3 separate regions of the Homo sapiens genome follow, and regions 1 and 2 are each linked to region 3. The links are chromatin loops, found by intact Hi-C in ENCODE. Cell type or tissue: PC-9. All regions are shown on one strand.

Evidence for each region. A loop is a pair of places that touch in the nucleus more often than their neighbours do. Peaks named below come from ENCODE experiments on the same cell type or tissue, not always from the same donor. Only the 100,000 strongest peaks of a DNase experiment are listed, where the experiment ranks them.
Region 1: it touches region 3 in a loop (11-fold over the local background); 3 of 110 quality-filtered maps call a loop at or near these places.
Region 2: it touches region 3 in a loop (19-fold over the local background); 26 of 110 quality-filtered maps call a loop at or near these places.

The regions. Positions count from the first base shown.
Region 1 is chr17:40,617,062-40,625,061 of GRCh38, reverse strand. It overlaps SMARCE1 (SWI/SNF related BAF chromatin remodeling complex subunit E1), which reads left to right. Exons shown (of 11, transcript NM_003079.5): 11 at 1-100. Among named protein-coding and RNA genes, the nearest start is that of SMARCE1, 27 kb to the left of the region's middle. RefSeq lists an enhancer at 1,057-1,196. In PC-9, CTCF peaks have their summits at 4,760 and 4,962 (motif pointing left); DNase peaks (open chromatin) are centred at 4,811 and 7,251; H3K4me3 peaks cover 782 bases; H3K27ac peaks cover 349 bases.
Region 2 is chr17:41,545,808-41,553,807 of GRCh38, reverse strand. LINC00974 (long intergenic non-protein coding RNA 974) reads left to right here. Exons shown (of 3, transcript NR_038442.1): 2 at 1,271-1,935; 3 at 2,943-4,202. Among named protein-coding and RNA genes, the nearest start is that of LINC00974, 4.7 kb to the left of the region's middle. RefSeq lists enhancers at 993-1,493, 4,446-4,495, 4,035-4,648 and a cis regulatory region at 5,526-5,886. In PC-9, CTCF peaks have their summits at 4,381 (motif pointing left) and 4,582; DNase peaks (open chromatin) are centred at 3,857, 4,397, 4,797, 5,697 and 2 weaker places; H3K4me3 peaks cover 3,548 bases; H3K27ac peaks cover 4,894 bases.
Region 3 is chr17:40,853,487-40,861,486 of GRCh38, reverse strand. KRT12 (keratin 12) reads left to right here. Exons shown (of 8, transcript NM_000223.4): 8 at 1-184. All of the region lies in intron 1 of LOC105371777 (a long non-coding RNA gene), which reads right to left. Among named protein-coding and RNA genes, the nearest start is that of KRT12, 9.7 kb to the left of the region's middle. RefSeq lists an enhancer at 4,196-4,490. In PC-9, a CTCF peak has its summit at 4,319 (motif pointing left); DNase peaks (open chromatin) are centred at 4,286 and 7,066; H3K27ac peaks cover 2,715 bases.

The sequences.
Region 1 (8,000 bases), 240 kb after region 3:
AAATGATGGAACTTTCTATTTGCCAGAATGACCTACACTTCTCTAATAGTTTATCTCATATTGTTAGCCAAACGCTGATTAAAATGCAAATTTCAAACTATTGAGTTTTTAAGAGCCTGATGTTTAAAATACATTTTGGTGAACTTTTAGTTAAACTAGCTCATTTATGTTCACACATTTTCTCATTTAGCACCAGAAAGTTTCTTACAGCTCTTTTGCATGCATTCAGGAGTCAAAAGTATTATATGGGGAGGGGAAATTCCCAAATGATAAATACTCTTTACATAAAACTGAGACAGTAGCTGCAGATAATGGCTCCCTTTGAGGAGCCACTTGAAAGAAAGGAAAGGCTGCCTTAAACTCCTTGACTTTAAGGGGCAGCAAGGACCCTCGGTCAGCCACCTCCACACCCGTCTAGCACTTGGTCCCAGGTCCCCTAAGGTCGTCATGGTTCTGTTTAAATAAATACTTCTAGTCTTGGGGAGCCCATCATGTCTTAAGATAGCTCATTCCTTCTTTAGTTCACTAAAGGTATTTCCTCTCACTGAACTAAAAATCTGTCTTCCTATAATTTCAGCCTCCCTCTTACACAACTTGAAGTCAATTAGAGTACATGTCATCACCTTCCAAGTAAAAGATCTTCAGGTATTTCAAGACATGTGCTCCTTGAGATCCTTTCAGAAGACAATTTCCGTTTTCTTTTTTAGAATTTTTAATTTTTTTAATGTACAGAAAAATTTGGAACGTAGATAGTTTACATTCTCATTGTCCTGTCGTCTCCCCTCCAATGTGTCTCTCCTGGGATAGAAGGACTGTCTCTTTTCAAACATGGTTTTCTCTAATCTGGTAAAGTCGTGTTTCCTCCCCAGTGTATTGCACTTGAGACACAACATCTCCAGATCATGGAAACCATCTGCCTAAAATACAGGGGTGGTCCCACGATGACCTCAAGGTCCTGTACAGCACAGAAGTTTTGTAACTGTACTACGGATTCAAGCTCCATGAAATGAGTGTTGACGAATGTTTTCAGATGTAGCCCAACGGGGAGCACACAGGTTCAGTTCACTGATCTAGTACTTCTCAAACTCGGTCATTTGCATGCCACCATCACAATTTTTACCATTTCTGGGTACAACTTGTGCTATTATTACTTAGCAGCTTTCTTTGAATCAGCTTCTTCCACTTGAATGATTTATTTTAAAGGGAAACTGTATATCAGCATAAATGTTAAAACCATTGTCTTTTGTCAAAAAAGAAAATAACCTTAACGCAAATATTTTAGTAGTTCTCTTTAGGCCTAAATACGTACTATTTAAAAGAGTATTATTTAAGGCCAAGTCTCAGCACTTTGGGAGGCCAAGGCAGGAGGATCGCTTGTGTTCAGAAGTTCAAGACCAGCCTGGGCAACATAGCAAGACCCTGTCTCTATTTTTTAAATAAAGTTTTTTTTTTTCAAAGAACATTATTTAAATGGTCTGTGTACTACCCAAAATCATCCCAAGGATCCCACATGGTGGTCTGGATAACACGCTTAGGAGAAGACAGCACTAATGGGAAGGTCTATCTTCTGCTACCTGCAGTTGCAGGAGATTTGTCTTTTTAGAAACTATCCCCGGGTCAACAGCGGCTTATAACTCAAGGGCAAATTAGTGAAAGTTAATTCCATGATCACCTAATAATAATAAAAGCCAACATTTGTTGAGCACTTACTGTATGCTCATGCACTTTTTATACTTTTTATTTTCTAATCCCTGAAGATAATATTAGAGTAGATCACTTTACCAATGAAGTTTATATTTGTGATCTTGGGCTTGAGTTGATCAATCAACTCTTACAAACCATTTTTCCTGGAGAGAGGAAAATTAGCCTCAGGCTGTTGTACGAGATATTAAATGACATCAAGATTGAACATCTGTGCTAGGGATTTCATCATTGTGGATCAATAATTCAAAAGACTCAAGACAAAAGAATCCACTCGGAGATCAGTGTTCTTGCAATGGGAGATGTATATGGAAAAACTATTCCTTGTGGAATCCTTTCCTTCTTCCCTCCAAAGCTTTCCATACCACCAAAATGAAAAAGTACACACACACACACAAACACACAGACTTAAATCATTTGTAAGCCTACAATAATAAAAAATACTGTGCTATATAGAGAACTACCCTCATGTCTGATGTATGCTGTGTTATGCGTGCATTTTACCCCTGTTGTGGTTTCCTGTCAATCTGTGAGCAGTGGGGAACCTTTTAAAAGACATCCCTGGTTGGGTGTCAAAAATTTCAGGAAGTACCAAATCAGATGGATTTTCTGCAGAATAACTCTCTGACCTTTAACCACCTCTTCCTGATGTGTGCCGTGGATAGATCTTCCTCCTCCTCAAAAAACACACCACGTATTCTGGGACAATAGCTTTAAAATACCTCCTTGAAGCCATCAAATGTCAGTCAGAGTCTAGGTGGCTGTGGTTGTGGTTCTTAGGTGGGTGGCTCTCAGATTGAGCACAGAATCTCCTAGGGAAGCTGTCTGAACCCCACCCAAGACTACTGAATTAGAGGCTACTAAGGAGAAGCCTAGCAGACTAGCAAAGTTTGGAGAATCACTGATTTGGTTTAATCTCTTCATTTTACCAAAGGGGAAACTGAGGCCCCAAAAAAGAGAAGTGAATGACTCATCTAAGATCCAATTGTCTCAGTGCCAGGGCTGGAATTGTTCTTTACAGCTTCTTCCGGGGAGAGCAGAGCCTCAGGATATTTTTAAAAACATGTTCAAGCCTAGTTGGACTGAACTTTGCCAAGAGTTGGACGTTCTTCAGTGTGCGACACATTCTAATGTTATACTTTTTAATGACATATTATGAATATCATCTCTGTTTTAAAGATGGAGAAACTGAGGTTTAGAAAAGTTAAATAACTTGTCCAAGATCACACAGTTAATTTATGATGGAGACAGGATTCCCACTCAGGTCTATCCGACTCCAGTTCTGTGAGTGATAGGTACCCCATCTATGAGATAAAAACTCAAACTGACAGCCAAGTGACCTTTCCCCCTTCTGCAAATCTTTAAAAGCACCGGTGCTTTTCTCATAACCACTCCAGTTCTTAAAATGATTTTTTTAAGAGAGCGAAGGGCTTAGGAGCAAATGGCTTCTCTTAATAGAGCAGTAATAAAGGCTGGTATCCTAATAGTCGTTTTCCAGATATTTGTGCAGATGGAAACATTCACAATGATGACATTCCAACTTGTAAATACTAGCTCTGTGGGTTTCGGAGGGTTTGTTTTGTTTTGTTCTGTTTGAGATAGTTTCGTTCTGTTGCCCAGGCTGGAGTGCAATGGAGTGATCTCAGCTCACTGCAACCTCCGCCTCCTGGGTTCAAGCAATTCTCCTAACTCAGCCTCCCGAGTAGCTGGGACTACAGCACACGTCATCATGCACAGCTAATTCTTGTATTTTTGGTAGAGACGGGATTTTGCCATGATGGCCAGGCTGGTCTCCAACTCCTGGCCTCAAGTGATCCGCCCTCCTCGGCCTCCCAAAGTGCTTGGATTACAGGCGTAAGCCACTCTGCCTGGCCTAGCTTTGTGTTTTTAAATCATTTTGTGGGTGTTTTCAGCCAGGCACTCCTTAAAAACAGTGTTCACAGCATACCTAATAAACTGTAGTTATTACCCAAAGTATGTGGTTCAACAACAAAAGGTGGGCGAGTGAAAGAATTGATAAATGATCCGACTGTGATGTTATCTGTTCCAAACACTTTGCAACAGAGTTGAACACATCAACAGCAATATATGTGATGCACCAAAGCAGGGGGCTGATGCATGTGGAGCCCCTGGCAACCTGTGCGTGTCAGAAGGGTGCGCTGCCTTGCTGCTGGCTTCAGCCAGGTAATGCCCAAAGTAGGGTCTGTGTGGGTCTGGTCTCTTACCAGAATCGTAGCAAGATTAATTTTTCATTATCACCACCCACTTCGAAAGTAAATTTCATGTTTCCCACTGAGTTTCCCAAGGGAATTGGATAGGTCTACATAAACCAGGGGAAAATGGACAGTTTTAGACACACTTGAAAAAAAATGTGTGTCAGGATAGACACACTTGAAAAAAAATGGATGGGATTCAGGCCCAAAATATGGCACCTTGAAAATAGTGGATGTTTTAAGCTGAACCAATTTCTGAACTTCCCTTGAAGCAGGTCATAAGAACCTCAGGTGACAGGTGCCCTCCCTATACTCAGGGGAAGAGCGCATTTTTATCTGCGAAGAAGAGAAACTGGGCAAACAGGCCTTGCTGAGCTTCCCCCCGCTTTCCCACCCTCAGCTCATCCCCTCTGTCCTATCATATTCTTCCATGACTTTCCACTCTTCATCAAACCCCGTATAAAAACACTCAGGTTTAAACATTTCTTTGGGTCTTCATTTCCTTACAAAAGCCCCTGTATCACATAAAACGTGTATTAAATAAATATATATGCTTCTCTCTTTCTAGCCTGACTTTTGTTACAGAGATCCTGCCAAGAACCTGGAAAGACAGAATTAAAAAATGTGTCCTCCCCAACAAAATCAAAGCGATTTTTTTTTTCTCTGTCCTAGATTGTTCTAGGTCAATGCAACTGGAGCATCCTGCTGTCAGGGTAGTTGCAGCCAGAACACATTTGGAGTTTGACAGCCTGAAACAACCACAATTCATTTATACATGATTTGCTTTCTCAGGATGAAGAAACAGAGACTTGTCTGACACGGTCACTCCCTCTTGGCCAATAAGCATCAGTTTCCTGACACAAGCGTTTCCTGGGGGAGGGTTAAGGAGATCGGTTGTTTTCTAACCCGCTCCTGAGTCTGATGGTGTCCAGGTGACGTGATATTTTCCGGGCGATGGTGTCCGGGTGACATGATATCTTCCACCTGGGACAGCAACTGCTCAATCCATCCGGCACCTGCCTCCTGAGCTTTTCCTCCAGCGCCCTCTACAGGAGCTTGTTAAGCACTGGATGCCGAGAACTAGGAGAACTCTGTCCCCGCTTACCTGGGACTGAGGAAGGACATTCAGTGATAAAACCAGGCAAGTCCCGGGAAAACGGAAACAAGCTGATCACCCTAATAAATAAAAAAGGGGGCCGGACGCGGTAGTTCACGCCTGTAATCCCAGCACTTTGGGAGGCCAAGGCGGGCGGATCACGAGGTCAGGAGTTCAAGACCAGCCTGACCAAGATGGTGAAACCCCGTCTCTACTAAAACTACAAAAATCAGCCAGATGCGGTGGCAGGTGCCTGTAATCTCAGCTACTCGGGAGGCTGAGGCAGGAGAATTGCTTGAACCTGGGCGGCAGAGGGTGCAGTGAGCCGAGATTACGCCACTGCACTCCAGCCTGGGAGGCAGAGTGAGACTCCATCTCAAAAAAAAAAAAATAGACCTACGCTGGAGGGTCTGGTGGGGACCCTGCGCTATTAAACCTTCATAAATGTATGGTTGAAGTTGGGGGATGGGGAAGGTATCTTAGTCAAAGTCCCCAAGGCCTGTGAAGCAGCACAGTGTCCGATTCTGCAGCCCAAGCTGGGCAAGAGCCTGGTGACTTACAGGATTCCTCGTGAGTTGTCAATCACTCTTAACTTTCATTCACTCAACAAACAACTGCTGAGCACTTTTTATATGCCAGGAACCCTCCTTGGCACCAGTAATAAAAGATGCAGTATGGCATGGTCCCTGCTAGAGGAGGTGTCTACACAAGTGGCAAGTGTCCAGTGGGCAAGTGCTCCATGAATGAAAGTCCTTGACAGATGTGACCTGGAAATGCCCTTACACTGCTGACAGGTAGGAGCGCCTTTCCGCAGGCACCTGAACACAGCCGGAGCCATTTGGCAGGGGTCGGGCCAAGGGCCGGGCTGAGGGGCAGGACGTGAAGATGAGTTGGGTCTAACCCTGTTCCACGGCTCCACCTCCTCTCTGCCGGGGCCCCAGGGCAGAGTCCAGAAAAGACAAGCAAACACATTGGTTTGAAAGGTAAAAGAAATAATTAAATTTTCAGCTGCAGGAAGTTGGCTGAGTAAATTATGATCCTAAAGGTATTTTGTGCCTTAACGATGATGAGAAAGATTATGTAGCCACATGGGACCGTGCAAACTAGGTTTCTTCAAAAAGTAAATGTATATTAGGATCATGCAATTAAACACGCTATCAGATGAAGACTGGTTGGGAAAACAAACTGGATCCGGTGTGTTCAGTGTTAAGATTATGGGCGATCTCTTATTCTTCTCTTTTCAAAACCGGGTTTACTACAATTAAATCATTTTTATAATAAGCAAGGATAAATGTCCTAAATGTTATAGAAGTCATATGTACAAAATTCTACTGAAAAAAATAGTTTTTTAAAAAAATTACTGCCATAAATTAGACCTGTTACAAAAGGAATAGAGAACAGCCCTGAATTATCTGCTACTAGGTACTCATAAAGAAATTTTTTTTTTGAGAGTCTCTGTTGCCCAGGCTTGAGTGCAGTGGCGTGATCTCGGCTCCCTGAACCTCCACCTCCCGGGTTCAAGCAATTCTCCTGCCTCATTCTCCCTAGTAACTGGGATTACACGCATGTCCCACCATACCCAGCTAATTTTTGTATTTTTTAGTAGAGAGAGTGTTTTGCCATGTTGGCCAGGCTGGTCTCGAACTCCTGGCCTCAAGTGATCCACCCGTCTCAGCCTCCGAAAGTGCTGGGATTACAGGCGTGAGCCACCACACCTGGCGCAAAAAAAAAAAAAAAAAAAAAGTTGCACGAGGGAATTAATTTTAATTCTCCTTTCAACTCATAGGGCGTAATTATTTTGTCCATCTTCCCACCCTACTGCTGCCAGAGGTTGTGTCAGAACATGAGGCCAGAAGGGAATCCACCCAAATCGTGTCGGATTAGCTTAGCTGCCTCCAGGCAGGCTCGGAAATGTAATCAGAGGCTGGTGTCCTTCCAAGAGACGATCTTTGAAGGATAACAAACCCAGGCTGCCATCAAAATGAGGAGATGGAGACTGATTCAACAGCAGTGCCAGGCAAGCAGCAGCGTCTCACAGCACAGGTTGTGCACGACGGCTAAGGAGGGAAAGCGGCTGCAGGGCACGTTCTCAGCTGCAGAGGGCCCAGCTCTCAGGATCAGAGACAGGTCCAGGGCTACCTCACAGCACCTCACACCACGGGCCCCTGCGACCTCCACTCCTTGATATTTCACAAAAGGCTTGAGATTGTGCAAGTGTTAAAGACAGGACACTTCCTGTTTGTCCAGTTTCAAACCTCTACAGATGTCAGTAAAATGACAGCACATTAAATTCCCCACCCAGGGCCCAGCCCAGCACTCAAGGCTTCTCCCCAGGGATGACTGGGCCTTGATTGAGGAGAAAGAAGTAGGTATTAACTTGTAGGATATTTGAGTCGTTGTTAAATCAACTCTGTCCATTTGGAAACATGGTTCTTGGGTCAGAGGTGGCTGCTCTTGGAGGTGGTCCCATCCCTTCACTCTTTATAGCTCACCCTACTCTGTACCCCCAGAAAGAAGGAGCTGGAATACATCTGTGTGGAATTTCTTCTGGCCTCACCCTGAAAACCAACCCTCTCCCAAACTGGTAGACTGGGTAGATTTCTACACTGCCAGAAATTAACAAGATTTCTACCCCCTTTCTCCTGCCTAAACCAGCAAACTGGTCTGTCGTTCCCAAGCGCCCGGCTAGGTGCCCCCTGAGCCCACAGTCCTGATCCTCATGAGACTTCAGCTCTTCCAGATTCCTGGGAGAAATCTGCTATGGACCCTCCTTCCAGCTCTCTCCCCGGCCTCTTCCTGGAAAGCAAACAGCCACTTCTTCAGAAAATAAGATGGTAGACAGAGGCCATCCTCTGAGATCCAATGATAAATCTTGTCCTTTTGCTCATGCAGTACTTACTGATGGCTTAATGAAGAGCCAAGTGATGGGGGAAACTCAGAGGTGAAGGAGACCTGGGTTCAGCCCCAAGGAGTCAGAACCTTGGAGACAG
Region 2 (8,000 bases), 690 kb before region 3:
CCCACACCAGTGTTGATCTGGCTCCCTACCTCCTGCTCTTAGCACGACCTATCTGGCCTCTAACAATTTTTAACACTTTTTAAGATTGCGCTGTGGCCTCAATTTTCTCCAAGAGTTACCTTGATCTCTCCCCAGGAAGATCAAAGCTGTCGGAGAACACATGAGTATCAGAAGCAGAGTGTGGGTGCAGAGGGGTCCTGGGTGAATAACCCTGCAAGGACAGACAGTCCCTAAGGACGGCTCTGCACCCACATGCTGGGTGTGACACTCATGTGTCCTCCGATGGCTTTGATATTCCTGAGCTTTCTTCCCACCCGGGAATCCCTCAGTCTGTCTTTGCTGCTACCAGCACCCTCAGCCTCAGAGACATGCCATCCTCACCCGAACTCAGGCCAAACTCTCAAACATGATTCCTTTCATCTCTTGCCCTCACCATGACTCAGTCATGTTGGGGTTGTCAGAAGGAGCATTTGTCAAGATGGAGGGAAACCTCAGGGAAGTGAATCAACACCAAACCCATAAGAGTCAAGCTTGAGATTCAAAGGTGGGGTGTGTGTGGGGAGGAAGGTTAGCTTCCCCAAGTTCTCTGCTCATTGGGAGCCCCAAGTGGAGACTCTGCCTGTCATTGACCCCTTCATTCAATGGGTAATCACTGAGGGCCTACTCTGTGCCAGGCATGGGGCTAGTAGCTGGGGCTACTACAGTGACCCAGGCAGAGTCTGCCCCCATAGAGTCTTGTCGGAGAGACCAACAGGTAACAGCCACCTCCATACAGTATGCTGCATTCCATTAGGGGGAAGCCCAGGGACTCTGGGCCACACAGCAGAAACAACTAACACAGTCTTGGGAGGCAGGGAACATTCTTTGGAGAAAGTGTTGGGTCAACACACCAGGAAGATGTTGGATTTGATATTTGATATTTGGTGGAGGTGATATTTGGTGGAGGTGATATTCAATGGAGGTGGTGTGCATGTGTGTTTGTGTGTGTGTGTGTGTGTGTTTGTGTGTGTTGGGGGTGGGCAGTTCTGGGTAGGGGGAACTGCATCAGTGAAGGCCTGGAGGTGTGACTGAAAGTGGCCCACTGGAGGAGCTGGAACTTGAACTTCCTGGGGCTACTGTGCAGAGGGTGAGGAGGGGCTGAAGAGGGATGACGAGGTGCTGGTGGGAGTAGGCGGTCAGTCGTGGAGGACTTGCTCATGGTGGGGAGACTGAACTGTACCCCGAGAGCCACAGAGAAGCACATGTCCCTTTTGTTTTCACCTTTTTCTAGCCCTGCAGTGGAGGAGGAGAACCTGTTGGCCAGGAACTGCCAACAGCTTTTGTTCTGGATAAGCCCCTCGTGGAGGAGGACAAGGCAAGAAGATGGGTCTTCATCCTAACCCACGGAAGCAGCGCTGGACTGAGAAGCACCACCTGCGAAACTCCCAGCCCCACTGAGTAACCTCCAGGGCAGGGGCATGTCCCTGCTTACGAGCTCCCACCAGCCCGTCACACCCCCCCACCCACCTCAGAGGCTCCTGCCCCTGACCTGAGTGAGCTGTGTCTGAGTTGGGTCCCTCCTCCCTCCAAGGAGTGTGCTCTATGGACAACAGCCTCTATCCTCATTTGTCCCTTCCTCCTAGCGCCTCCTTCTGCACCCCTGACCCCGCTCCATGCTGTCACCTCCTCTGTATGGCAGCTGGGCCTCGTCTGTCCTGGGACGGTGGCAAGCATGTACAGAAGTCATCTTCCTTATTTCTCACTACCCCCAGCTTCCCAGATGGGAAACTGAGGCTCAGAGAAATGACATAACTCAGCTGACAAAGGATCTGAGTGGGTCTGACCCGCAAGCCCACCCTCTTCACCTCATGCTGTCTAAAACAATTACAGACACCTCCCACGAGCAGGAAAGCTCTGGAAATGTCTTCTTGGAAAGCAAGCAGCTACCCATGAACAGTGAGTCTCTGTCCCAGGTATTTCTTGTCTCTGGGCCTCAGTTTCCTCACCAGACTCCTCAGTGTGTGGAACAAATGCAGTGGCAATGAAGGAACGAGGGCACCAGGGAGGGCGGGCTCCACTGACTTTCTGAGTCATGGAAAATCCATGGTCCAAAAAGCTCTTAGCATTTTCTCTGCCCCTGGGTCTCACATCCATCTCAGGCCATGCCAGCCCCCAAGCCCCAGGGGTCCTACTGTTCTCCCTCCTCTCAGGCCAAAATGAGAACAAAGCGAGTTCCTTCCCTCCATTCCCCTCGGCATGACTAACACATGCTGGGGTTTTCCCAAAGGAACTTCTGTCAGCCCTAATGGAAAACTGCAAAATACAAAGGAAACAAAGCAAATTCAGAATCCACAGCAAATAGTCATGTTTGAGGTACAAAAAGTTGGGGCAGGGGATGCTCGTTGAGAGCATTCCCTTCATACTAGTTTTTTTTTTTTTTTTTAAATTTTAGGTGGAGTCTCGCTTTGTCACCCAGGCTAGAGTGCAGTGGTGCGATCTCAGCTCACTGCAGCCTTGACCTCCTGGTTCAAGTGATCCTCCCGTCTCAGCCTCCTGAGTAGCTGGGATTATAGGCACCCGCCACCACACCTGGCTAATTTTTTGTATTTTTAGTAGAGACGAGGTTTCACTATGTTGGCCAGGCTGATCTCGAACTCCTGACCTCAGGTGATCCACCCACCTCAGTCTCCTAAGTAGCTGGGATTACAGGCACATGCCACCACACACGGCTAATTTTTTGTATTTTTAGTAGATATGGGGTTTCACCATGTTGGCCAGGCTGGTCTGGAACATAATAGTTCTTAACTGGAACCCTATCTTGAGTTCTTTGGGCCCCTGGATTTTCCAGTGTATGTTCCCAGGGGTGTTAATTAATATAAAATAACCCCAAACAAAACTCTTGTGATCAAATCCAGTGGAAAACATGGAGATAAACAAACCAAACCTTTTTTTTTTTTTTGCAGGACTTCTCAAAGCTTTTGGCCTTGGCCTCCCAAGGTGCTGGGACTACAGGCGTGGGTCACTGCACCTGGCCAAAGCTTTTGTTTGCTTAAAGTGCTTTGTAAGTTTATAAGAGGAGGCTACAGAACCCAGAAATCACCTATGGATTTGACCACGAGATGCGCTGCTGAATTCATGGTGGGAAATGCTGATGATCTCTGATGGAGGCTGCTGGGTGGCTGCTGCCCTCACCCTGACCTGTCCTCCCCAGCTGGACGGGGGACTTCTAGGAGGGGGAGGGTCCCCACTGAAGATGGACACATGTCCTGTCAGAGTTTCTGAGAAGCTCCAGCCCTTAGGCAGAATGGGACAAGGAGAAACAGACTTGGGTCTGTACTCGGGACTGCAGAAGCCGAGCATGAGGAGTTGTGGGGACAGTGCCCCTCCTTCATCCCCACCTCCCAGCCCCCCAGTATCTCCTTCTCCCCCTGATCCTTCCCTTGATCAGGCCAGGGCCCTGTCATTGTCCCAACAAATGCCTACCGCCAGTTCATCGCACCTTGTTTTCTCTGATGTCCTCGCAATCACACACCTTGTGCCCCTGAGCTGGGTACACGATCCTTTGCAATGTGTGCTACGAGAACTGTATTGCTAATAATAAAGACAAAATTTAATGACTCCACTGGCTGAGCTTCTGGTAGGTCCCAGGCACGTTAGACAGACTATTTCATTAATTCTCACCTCGGCAATTTGAGGAAGGTCTTGCTGTCTCAGTATCCTGAGTCTTAGACAGGTTCAATGACTTGCACAAGGTCACATAGCTTTTAAGTGACAGGGCCTGGCTGCCTTGGCTCTGAAGTGAGTTCTCTTTGCAACAACCTACCCAGCTGAGCCCCTCCTTTGTTTAGAGAAGGCTTCTCCTCTGAGCTGGGAAGATCCAACTTTGACCCTCAATTCTCAGATGACAGTGGTTCAGTCAGGCAGGAACTAGCTGTACTAACATGTAAACAAGTCACTTCTGCAAGGAGAGGCAGAGGCCAGTGCTTGCGCGAGCGTGACTGATAAAGGAATGGGGCGAGGGCTGAGGACTCTCTGGCTCTACCGATTTATGATACTGAAAGTCATCAATCTTAAAGAGAGATCTGCATTCCCCAAGCTTTCTTCTCCCTGAGGGGCCTCTCCTATCTCTCGCCAATATTGTGGCTCCCCTCAGCCGCAGGGGCAATCTTTCTGGTTTTCTCTTAGGTCCAAACACGAACCAAATAAAATCCTCTTTTCCCTTCTCTTGGTTCTCTTCTCTTCCTTTCCCTTCTTGGTTACACTTTGGAATTTTCAGAGGAAAAGTTTGCCAAGTCCAAGGAAGACTTTATGGAAATGAACAAGAGCCTATAAAACCCCATGAACTATCCATGAACGATATAGCACGGTGTGAACTGTTTCCTTCACAGCTGTGGCTGCAGCGGCCCCTTGTGGCCATGTTACACGCCAGGAAATTGAGCGTCAGAGAAACCACAGTTTTAGCGCTGGGCGGGGAGCTCTCTTTCCTTAGAGAGGTGGCCTCCTCCACTCTTTTGTGGCCCAGAGAGGGGAAGACACATGCCCAGGGCCACAAAGGTAGAATGCAGGCATTTGGACTTCCAGCCCTCCTAGGGCTCTTTCTCTTGTATTGCTCTCAGCTCAACGTCCCTTTGTTGCTGTAGGGAGGCCAGGGAGCAGCCTGGAGTGTGGGGCCTGCCTTTGCCCAGACAGGCTCCCTCTGACCGTTCCTCTCACACAGCACTGAGCAGGGTCAGGGGTGCAGAGGGAGGCGGTAGGAGGGAGCCCGCCTGCAGGCAGGTTGGCGAGTCCCCTCGCGGCCCCCAGGAGGCGCTGTGAAGCCGAGTTGGCGAGGTCCTGGGCTCCTCCCGCACCGGTGGCGGAGGGAGATGTTCAGTCTGAGGACAAAGGAAGCTGCACCCCGCCTAGGGACAAAGGAAGCTGCACCCCGCCTGGGGAGCTTGCAAAGACGGGGCCTTGTGGCCGGCAGCCTGCCCTGTCCAGAGCCGAGGTTGGCTCCAAAGCGGACATCACCGCCTCTCTCCGGGCTCCGGTGGCGGGCTGCTGAGGCACCCCACAACCACCTTCCCCAGACTTCACTTTGCAGACGCTGCTTCTTCTCTCTGAGCCTCTGAATGCCCGGTGAGGTGGGCAGGGCAGGATCCCTGTTCCTGTTATGGACTGGAAAACAGTTTCACAGAGGCCGAGGGCTTGCCCGAAGTCAGCCAGCTGATGAAAGGCGGAGCCTGGCCTCAGGGCTTTGGACCGCCAAGTCAGTGCCCAAGCCCTTTCCTACACAACTCATGGCTTCCCGGAGTTTGGCTCAGGGTAGAGGGGGAGATGCTATAGAGGAAGGCAGGAGCCTTTGGAGTCAGCTCCACTACCACCTGCCATGTCATGTAACCTCCCCGAGCCTCAGTTTCCTCATCTGTAAAATGGGCAGTAACCCTTGGAAGGTTGTTGTAAGGAGTGGACATCATGGATGTCAAGAGACAGCAGAGTTGCCTGATCCAGTGTGTCAGTGTGGGGGCCATGGGGCTCTGTCCACGTGTCAGTACAGCCACCTCCTTGGAGATCCAAGCTGGGAATGTCAGAGCCTGGCTCTTCCTCGTTGAGGTGCAGTGAGCTGCCTTAGTCTGCGGTGCAGGGCGTGGGGGTGGACATGCTTTTGCTGCTGTGAGCCAGTGCAGAGATGGAGCCAAGAGAGGCCAAGTTTGGTGGAGTCAGGGACGGGGCACGTAGGAGGATGGTGGGATGAGTCACTCGCCAGCTCAGATTGTGGTGTGAAGGGGAAGGAGTGTGGAGGCCGGGCCAGGCCTGGCAGCACCAGGCACAGACCTACCAGGAAGGGAGGCAGCCCTCTGGGACCAAGGCATGGCACCCTGCCAGTCCCACTTGCCCAGCCTCTGCGCTGCCCGGAGCTCCCTAGGGGTGAGGGTGGGCAGGAGAAATGTGTCCTGGGACCTGTCAGCATGTGGGTCTGTGTGGGGAGAGACGGGGTGAGGGTCTGGCTGCTTTTTTGTCCTGCTCACAGCCTCTCCTGGTCAGTGCCAACGCCCTTCTTCCTGCCTGTGTGCTGGGGATGGGGAGTGCCCCTCCCAGCCAGCCATCATCTAAGACAGACAGACCGAAGCAGTGTTCACACATCTACCAGGCGTGTTGCACCTGGCTGTCCACGTAGATGATCAGCCACATCTGCATCCACCAGGGGCCCCACAGAATATGACGGACTCTCAGGGTTGACCGAGTGTAGAAAGGGAACTATTTCTGGAGGTGTGGACAGGAGCAGCAGGGATCAGACAGCCCAGAGCAGAGCAGTGGGAAGCGGAGGGATGGGAAAAGGGAGTTTGAGGGGGTGTGGCCAGGGGAGGGCTGCCCTGCAGGAGCCTTAGAGCGAGCAGCTGCAGCCAGAACCGTGGCTGGGCAAGGAGAGGTGGGGGGATAGATACACAGGCCCCTTTCTTCCTGTTCTCCATCTTCCGCTGCTGCCTACTGATGGATGGCTGATTCCAATGGGGCAGTTGGAGGGAAGGGAGCCAGTGACACAGGGATCATCCTTCCAGGTACAGAGCAGGACAGAGGAAGGTGGAGAGTAGATCTAAGGATCCAGGGAGAATTATCAGCCCAACCAGTGGTTGGGCAAGGGGGCACAAATATGAGCCAGACCCCAGCCTCAAGGAGCTCACTGGCTGGTAGAGGGGATAAGAGCCAATGAATTCTCACCCATATAGGAAGAGGACAGTGCCTGGGAGAGGGTCAGGTAAAGCACCAGAGGGGCTCAGAGGAGGAAGAGCGAGTGCCAGGGATCACAAAGGCCTGAAGGAAGAGGTGATGTATGAGTTCCACGTTGCTGCTGTAACAAGTGGTGGCAAACTCAGTGGCTTAAAACAACACAAACTTACTATCTTCTAGGCCTGGAAGTCAGAAATCTGAAATGGGCCTTATGGGCTAAAATCAAGGTGTCATCAGAAATGCTTTTTTTCTAGGGGCTCTACGGGAGAGTCTGTCTCCTGGCCTCTTCCAGCCTCCAGGGGCTGCCTGCCTTCCTTGGCTTGTGGGATCTTCCTCCTTCAAAGTGCCTCACTTTGACCTCTGCTTCCATGGTCCCAGCTCCTCTCTGTGACCTTGACCATCTCGCCTCTCTCTTACAAGGACCCTTGTGATTACTTTGGACTCAATCGGATAATCCAGGATAACCCAACCCCCATTCCAAGATCCTTAATGTAATCACATCTGCAAAGTCTCTTTCTGCCATGGAAGGTACATGCTCACAGGTTCCGATTGGCGTATCTTTGGAGGGCCATTATTCTGTCTACTCCAGGCAATGGTGAAGAGGCACAGTTTCAACCTGTGACGGCTGAGGGGAAGGACCCTGCAGGTGGATAGGATAGCCTGAGTAGAAGCAGGCATTTGAGAACCTAAGCACTATTGGCCAGCACCTGTGAGTAATTGCAGGAAGACTGTGATTTTGGGGGACAGGGCTGGAAAGCCAGCCTGGACATGGCCAGTGCCTTGCTCCATTTCCAAATAAATGCAGTTGGCCTCTGAGGCTTAGTGGCAACCGTCAGTGCCTGTGGCATGGCGGGGCTGGCGGGGGGCCTCCTGGATGTGAGGTGAGCCTTGCTGTTCAGTGTCCATCCCTCCCCGACCCACACTTCTCCAGGCCCAGCACGGCTTTATTCAGGACCTGCATGGTGAGTCGGACCCTCGCAGTTGTCCCCTCCGTGAGGCCCTCCATTGGCCCGTCTCTTATCCACCCACACCCCCACTGCCAACAGGCCCGCAGGCAGCACTTGTCCCCTCCCCTGCCTTCCCCAGCCTCCAGGCCTCCAACTCTCCCAGTGTTACGCCTCCAACACACTGAACTGCTCCCTCCCTGAACTCCCCGCATTGTCTCACCTGGCCAGGCCATTTCCCACAGCTTTCCCTGTGCCAGAAACACCCACCACCCGAGCCCTTTTCTTCCCACTCCTCATTCTTCAAATCTCAGCTTTTTGGAAGAACACTTTCCCCTTCCCTCCACCCCACCGCACAGGGAGCAGTGA
Region 3 (8,000 bases):
AGTCACAAGTCATTTTGGTCATGTTGGTCTTTGTAACAAATCAAAATTACCTTATATCCTTCTGGACCTGGAGTAGTCTTTTAACGAACTTTCTTCTGGTAACCCGGAATATTTTTTAATCATAGAGCTTTAATCAAGTAGTATTGTTTTAATAGAGTTAATTGTAATAAAAGATGAATGGTAATAATGTGAAATGTATGCCTTGATTCCAACAAGAATGTCAAGAGCATAGAGAGAAGTTTTTGAAATACTACTAATAAAATAGAGGCTGGGAGTAATGACTCACACCTATAATCCCAGCACTTTGGGAGGCTGAGAGGCAAGATGATTGCTTGAGGCCCGGAGTTCAAGACCAGCCTGGACAACATAGAGAGACCCCCATCTCTACACAACATTAATAATGATAATAATGATAATGTAGATAAAACTGGGATGAAGATGTCAGGGTTTGAGGATTAAGCTAAAAGAAGATTCTTTTAGAAGTTCTGGCCTTTTTATGTAAGCTCATCAAGGTTGTAGCAAAATTATATTGTCTACTACAGCAGTTGAGAGTTGTCCTGTTCATTTTCTAGCACCATCATTCATGCAGTCAAGAAACGCTGAGCCCCTACAGTGTGCCAGGTTGGAGGCTCAGTGATGAATATGATATGGTCCTTGCCTTGAGGAGCTCATGGTTGAGGGCAGAGATAAACACCTACCAAGAATGTTGATACAGTGAGATCTGTTGAATAGAAGTTCAAAGGGCTGGGCACCATGGCTCACGCCCGTAATCCCAGCACTTTGGGAGGCTGAGGCGGGCAGATCATGAGCTCAAGAGATCAAGACCATCCTGGCCAACATGGTGAAACCCCATCTTAACTAAAAATACAAAAATTAGCCGGGTGCAGTTGCAGGTGGCTGTAATCCCAGCTACTCAGGAGGCTGAGGCAGGCGAATCACTTGAACCCGGGAGGCGAAGGTTGCAGTGAGCCAAGATTGCACCACTGCACTCCAGCATGGCAATAGAGTGAGACTCTGTCTCAAAAAAAAAAAAAGCAAAAAAAAGAAAACAAACAGAACTTCGAAGGACACATGGAAGAAGTGAACAATTTTCCAGGAGGGGCAATGAAATGCTACATAAAGAAATCATCCAGGTAGACGAGGGAGAAAGGCAACAGGGCAAATACATGTGAAAAGACAGAGGGTGTGAACAAACATGGTTCTGCTCTCCTTTCTCCTAGCTGGCAGCAGTGAGGCCCAGGGTGGGGTCCCCACTGGGGCAGGTCAGACCCACAAGTCAGTAACAAAAATCATGTTCTGCATTAGGGAAAAAGGCAGCCAAAGTCTCAGCCTGAGTAGATGGTGGTTCAACATGGGTTGCCAAATTCAAAACCCTAAAAGGAAAATGGGCAAAATTCAATGATTAAGAGCCTGGCCTCTAACATCACACTGGGTTCAATTTCCGGCTCTGCTACTTAATAACAAGTAATTTAACCTCTGTGTTCCTCAGTTTCTTAAAGTGGAAATGATAGCAATGACTGCACCTGCTTCATGGCACGGGTTTTGTGAAGATGAAATGAGGTCGTGTACCTAAAGCACTAGGAACCTGGAAACTATTGGCACCTAGAAAGTACTCAATATTTGTGTCTTATTATTATTTACTGTATGAAACCAAAGTGGGATGAAGAAACAAGGAGACATGGTGAATAAGGAGTGTCAAAGAAGCAGAAGGGAGAGGGAGGAGTTGTGTTAGACAAGAGGAATTCCAGAGCTGAGTCCAAAGGCCAATGGCTAGTCAGCCAACTTAAGCTGATTTGCTTCAGTATGCAGCTTTTCCTTTTAATATCATTTATATGGCCAGATGCAGTGGCTCACGTCTGTAATCCCAGCACTTTGGGAGGCCAATATGGGCAGATTGCTTGGGCCCAGGAATTCAAGACCAGCCTGGACAACATGGTAAAACTCTGTCTCTACAAAAAAAATTTAAAAAATAAAAAAAAATTAGTCGGGTGTGGGGGTGCACACCTGTAGTCCCAGCTACTTGGGAGGCTGAGGTGGAAGGATTACCTGAGCCTGGGAAGGTCAAGAATGCAGTGAGCTGTTATCGTGCCACTGCACTCCAGCCTGGGCAACAGAGTAAGACCCTGTCTCAAAAAAAAGAAAAGAAAAAAATATTTTTAATGGTTTCAGATCCTCCACTCATCTCACTTTATTATACGCTCAGCTCTCTTTGTCTAGCCTTCACCTTCCAGCACACATCCTAGGGTAACCTTTACCTTTCAGACTCAAAAGGATTTTATCAAGGCCTCTGAACAAGGTCCACAGCCCCCAAGTAATAAATAAAGGATTCTACTTCCCTGGTGCTCAAAAGTGTCTGCAAATAGTTACTGCTTTAAATAACATCTGTTTTCCTTACAACTACATAAGAATGGTGTGAGACTCAAAGGGGAAAGGATTTTGCACAAGTATAAATGCAAGGGTCATTTATTAGCTAGTACCATAGTTTCTCAGCATTCCCTTCTCTTGGAAATTTTTTACCACAAAGCTCCCAGAGCCATCACTCTGTAGGCAGCTTTTTCTCAGACTTCTGTGACTGAATGTTGGCTCAATCCTCTTGTCTTTTCTCTATACTCCCTCCCCAGGTAACCTCATCTGATCCCTCCCCAGCCTCTCCTCCCTGATCTTATCCCATGGGTTTTGTTTGTTTGTTTGAGAGGGAGTCTCGCTCTGTTGCCCAGGCTGGAGTACAATGGTGTAATCTTGGCTCACTGCAACCTCCACCTCCCAGGTTCAAGCGATTCTTCTGCCTCAGCCTCCTGAGTAGCTGGGGCTATAGGCATACACCACCACGCCCAGCTAATTTTTGTAATTTTGGTAGAGACAGGGTTTTGCCATGTTGGCCAGGATGGTCTCCATCTCTTGACCTCATGATCTGCCCGCCTCGGCCTCCCAAAGTGCTGGGATTACAGGTGTGAGCCACCGCACCCAGCCAATCCCATGGTTTTAAATAGCACCCACATATTGGTGACTTGTGGCAGCCTCCAGGTTGGTGCCAGTGATCCCTGCCTCCTGGTCTTCATTCCCTTGTGTAGTTCCTTCTCACAATGAACGAGGAGCAGATTTATTGAAGAAGTGACAGTATATGACCTCCAAAGATAGATCACAAAGGCCTTTCAGTTCTTCCTTGGTCTCCTGGACTATATGCTCTTGGGGAAGTCAGCTACCGGCAGGGTTATATCGTGGGGGAAAAAACTATCTGAAAAAAATTCGTGATTTCACAAAATTTCCCATTGAAGTTCCAATGGCTAGGATTTCATGGCACAGCCAGCAAGACCCAAATAATAGTCCTTTTCTGATACTATCTTGGCCAAAATATCCTATAAGTCTTCACTTGGCAAAGGAAGCATTACATTTCTTATTATGTAACTTCACTTTGCCCTGTTCTCACTGACAAGAAATGCAACTAGCACAGCATCTATCAGTCCCTTCGGGCGGCTAGAACAAAATACCTCGGACCGCGTGGCTTAAAAATGAGAGAAACTTATTTCTCACAGTTCTGGAGGCAGCTTCACTGTCTGATAAGGACCCGCTTTCTGGATCATACACAGCTTCTCGATATATCCTCACATGGCAGAAGGGACAAAGCAATGCCCCAGGGCCTCATTTATAAGGACAATAATCCCCTTCGCCAGGGCTCCACCCTCATGACCTAATCCACTCTCGAAAACCCCACCTCCTAATACTGGGTCATTGGTGATTAGGTCTCAACATACAAATATGGGGGGACAAAAACTTTCAGACCATAGCAGCATCCTTATCATGAGAGTCTATCCCTCATTCACTAGGCCACAAGCCCTAATTCAACACAGATGTGAGAGGTCCCTTTGGACTCGGCAAGTAATGAATTGCAGAAGTGGAAGGTCTGTCTTTAAAGAAAAGAACTCCTAAGAAAAAAAAACTGAATAAAGAATCCTATAGCAAAAGACAAGTACATTGTTTATGATTATCCTAAAATCTAAAATTTTACAAATTTAAATTTTTACTTTGATATGCATATGTTGTGTGTAAAAGCTAGTGGAAGGTCTGGAAAATACTGTATATATACTGAACTGTTATAGTAGTTATCTCTTGGGGATTAGCAAGGGGTTTGAAGAATACCTTTATTAAAATGTTTAACAAACAGCATATATGACTCTGATAATCAGAAAAAAAAATAAATGTTATTCTCCCAAACAAATGGCTTTGCAAATGGGTCACAGCAGGAAGGAACCACCTAGAAAAACAACCACGTAGAAAAACAAAGCCAAAGCTTTATTTCTTTAGGCTTTGTAAGAGTGCCATCTTCTGGAGTCTCAAGAAATGAACTTTAAAATAAACTAACCTGGCTGGGCGCGGTGGCTCATGCCTGTAATCCCAGCACTTTGGGAGGCCAAGGCAGGTGGGTCACTTGAGGTCAGGAGTTCGAGACCAGCCTGGCTAACATGGCGAAACCCTATCTCTACTAAAAATACAAAAATTAGCCAGGAGTGGTGGCGTGCGCCTGTAGTCCCAGCTACTAGGGAGGCTGAGGCAGGAGAATAGCTTGAACCCAGGAGGCGGAGGTTGCAGTGAGCCAAGATCACACCACTGCACTCCAGCCTGGGCAACAGAGCAAGATTCCGTCTCAAAAAATAAAATAAAATAAAATAAAAATAAGCTAAGCCTGTGTGTTCAAGCCACTTGAGATGTATTGATACTAGAAGGTTTATCTTTTAAAACAAGAAAGAAGAAAAAAAGCAAACCTTTTACAACGATCAACTTAGCAAATTAAAATTGTCTTATTTAACTAATAATTAGTTTCCAAAAAGTTCACCAGTAAGGAGGCAGTTCTACAAGGCATAAAGTGAAAAAGAAAGTTAGCAATTATTTAGAGTTAAGAAAACCAGCCAATCAATAACTACTCAGGCTTTAAAAACATACTCAAATATCAAATGAAAATGAAATTCTTAATCATATAGCTGAGTAAATGATTTTTTTATGGGGTAGTAAATGTTTCTTAAATCTTGGAACTGAATCCAAGATTGTGCTGAGCTAAAGAAACCAGACACAAAAGAATACATACTGTATGATTCCATTTATATGAAACTTTCAGAAAGATAAAATCTCATCTATAGTGACAGAAATAAGCTCAGTGGTCACCTGAGCTGAAAGGTGTGGGAGGAGTGAGAATTAACTGGTTAACCTGGAAGGGGCACCTGAGAACCTTTGGGACCGATGGAAGTGTTCCGTATCTTGACTGTGGTGATGGGTCCATTTAGCAAGGCTCTTCAAACTGCACATTTAAAACGAATATATTTCATTGTAAGTAAATATTAACTCAATAGTCAATTTTAAAATAATAATTGAATATTCTTTCTTCAGATGATACTGTCCACAGGCGCAGAGAGGCCATGTAGGATCGTCAAAGGTGTCCTAGGGCAAGCTGGCTCTTAATCACTGATCAGTAAATATTCAGGAATTTTCCAAGCTGGCTATTAAACCATGGGCAGCTTGAAATTGGCCATGATGGGAGTATTTACACAAATGGAACTTGGGCTTTTAAAATGTATTTCCCAGAAAACTGTTTTACACCAGTACACCACTGAGCATAGAGGTTAAAAGCACAGTTCAAAGGCCTGAGTTTGGGTCCCAGCTCTGGCACTTTCTAATGGTTTTACTTACCTCTCTGTTCCATAGTTCTCTGTTCCCTAAAATCAAGGCAAAAAAGGATACCTGCTTCACGCCCTATTATGAGAATTCTATGGGTCAATTCACACTTGGCATATAGTAAGCACTAAATATTACCTGCTATTATTATGCAAAGAAAAAAAGTCTCTCTACAACTAAAGAAATGAACTGGTTTACATATTTCCCCCAGACATATTTATTCTTTTTCTTCCCTTCATGCACAATCCTAAATTATTCCACTTTTGTAAAAAAAAAAAGTGCACTTTTCTCACCCAACATATGGGGAGGGGGGAATAATATTTATCTTCCCTCTATCACAAGTTGTGAGCATCAAATAAGCCAACTTCTGTGAAGGAGCTTAACAAGCCATAAAGCACTTTGAAACTATAAGATGTGCTTTCTTCAGAGATGGGGTCGCTCTCTGTCACCCAGGCTGTAGTGCAATGGTGTGCTCATAGCTCACTGCAGCCTCAAATTCCTGGGCTCAAGTGATCCTCCCACCTCAGACTACTGCCATTTTAGTCAAATGTCAGATGCCTGATGAAAGGTGCAAACCACGGTGCCTGTCTAAAATGCTAATATTAATGTAGCTGCTCAAATTGAAGGGGAGGATTCTACAACTAAATACAGAGTATATAAAATAAATTAAGAAAAACTGGGGCTGGGAGCAGTGGCTCACGCCTATAATCCCAGAACTTTGGGAGGCCGAAGCGGGCAGATCATGAGGTCAGGAGATTGAGACCATCCTGGCTAACACAGAGAAACCCTGTCTCTACTAAAAATACAGAAAATTATCCGGGCGTGGTGGCGGGCACCTGTAGTCCCAGCTACTTGGGAGGCTGAGGCGGGAGAATGGTGTGAACCCGGGAGGCAGAGCTTGCAGTGAGCTGAGATCGCACCACTGCATTCCAGCCTGGGCGACAGAGTGAGACTCCGTCTCAAAAAAAGCTTAGCATTCTTGGGAATTGTCATGCATGATTTTAGGGTTTATTTCTTAAATTAGCATAATATAGCAGAATTATAAATAAATGCAATGCTTTACACACATGCAATAAATTGTTTGCAAAACTCAGAATAGATATTTTAACTTTATAGACTGTAAAAACATGAGCATCAAGCTTTTTCAGGAAAAAAATTCTGCATACTACTCTTCTTTAGAATTAAATTCATTGCGAATTCTAGTTGCTAAAATATGTCATTGTTTTTTCACTATGTACATATTCTTAATGAAATGCAACTCTTCTTCAAAATGATGGAACAAATACGCAATTTAGAAGCAGACCTGTAAATAAATCACACTGATAAAACAGTCCACAGACAGCAGTGGGCTCTAATAGAAGCCATTTAGATGGTATTTCAGGCTTTCTCAGTGAGTCATTATCTTACTCAGAACAAGTTACTCAACTTGAGATGACTCACTTTGTACAAAAAGACAACAATAATATCACATATAATCACATTAGCCCGGCATTTTGAAATCTTTAAAAACACCGTAAACACACGACGCTATGACCTTGGTTGGTAAGAATATGGTCATTTTAGTTACTGACTTGCACTTATTGATCTCCTGAAGTTATACATACACTACTAAGTTTCTGCTAAGTGTACTCATTTTGAAATATTTCATTTATTTGCAAGTAACATGGGATTTTAAAGAAATCACGTCAGGCTGCAATTTCACGTTTCAAATAAACAGAGCAACAAGTATAACTTTTTTGACAAGTTGCAGTGTAATTTTTATTTTTTATTATTATACTTTAAGTTCTGAGATACATGTGCAGAACGTGCAGATTTGTAACATAGGCATACACGTGCCATGGTGGTTTGCTGCACCCATCAACCCATCATCTACATTAGGTATTTCTCCTTAATGTTATCCCTCCCCTAGTCCCTCACTCCCCGACAGGCCCCGGTGTGTGATGCTCCCCTCCCTGTGTCCACATGTTCTCATTGTTCAACTTCCATTTATGAGTGAGAACATGTGGTGTTTGGTTTTCTCCGCTGGCTTATTTATGTATACAAGTGGGGCATCACATATGCATTTATTTGTGTATTCATTCTGTAGCTGTAATAGGTTCATTGCCTGGATGTTCACAGCAAGTCAATACCCAGAGGCACCAGGTTGCAACAGAGACAGAGGTTTAATGGTAAGGCCAACAAATGAGGAGAAAAGAGAAAACCCCAAATCCATCTTCCCGGGGACTCTGGGGCGAGGGTTTTTAAGAGTTTTGGAGTGAGCCAAAGCATAGAGATTGTTGATTAGTTGAAGAGTACAGGGTGAAGTCCCAGGACAGGGAGAGAAAGAAACTGTACTC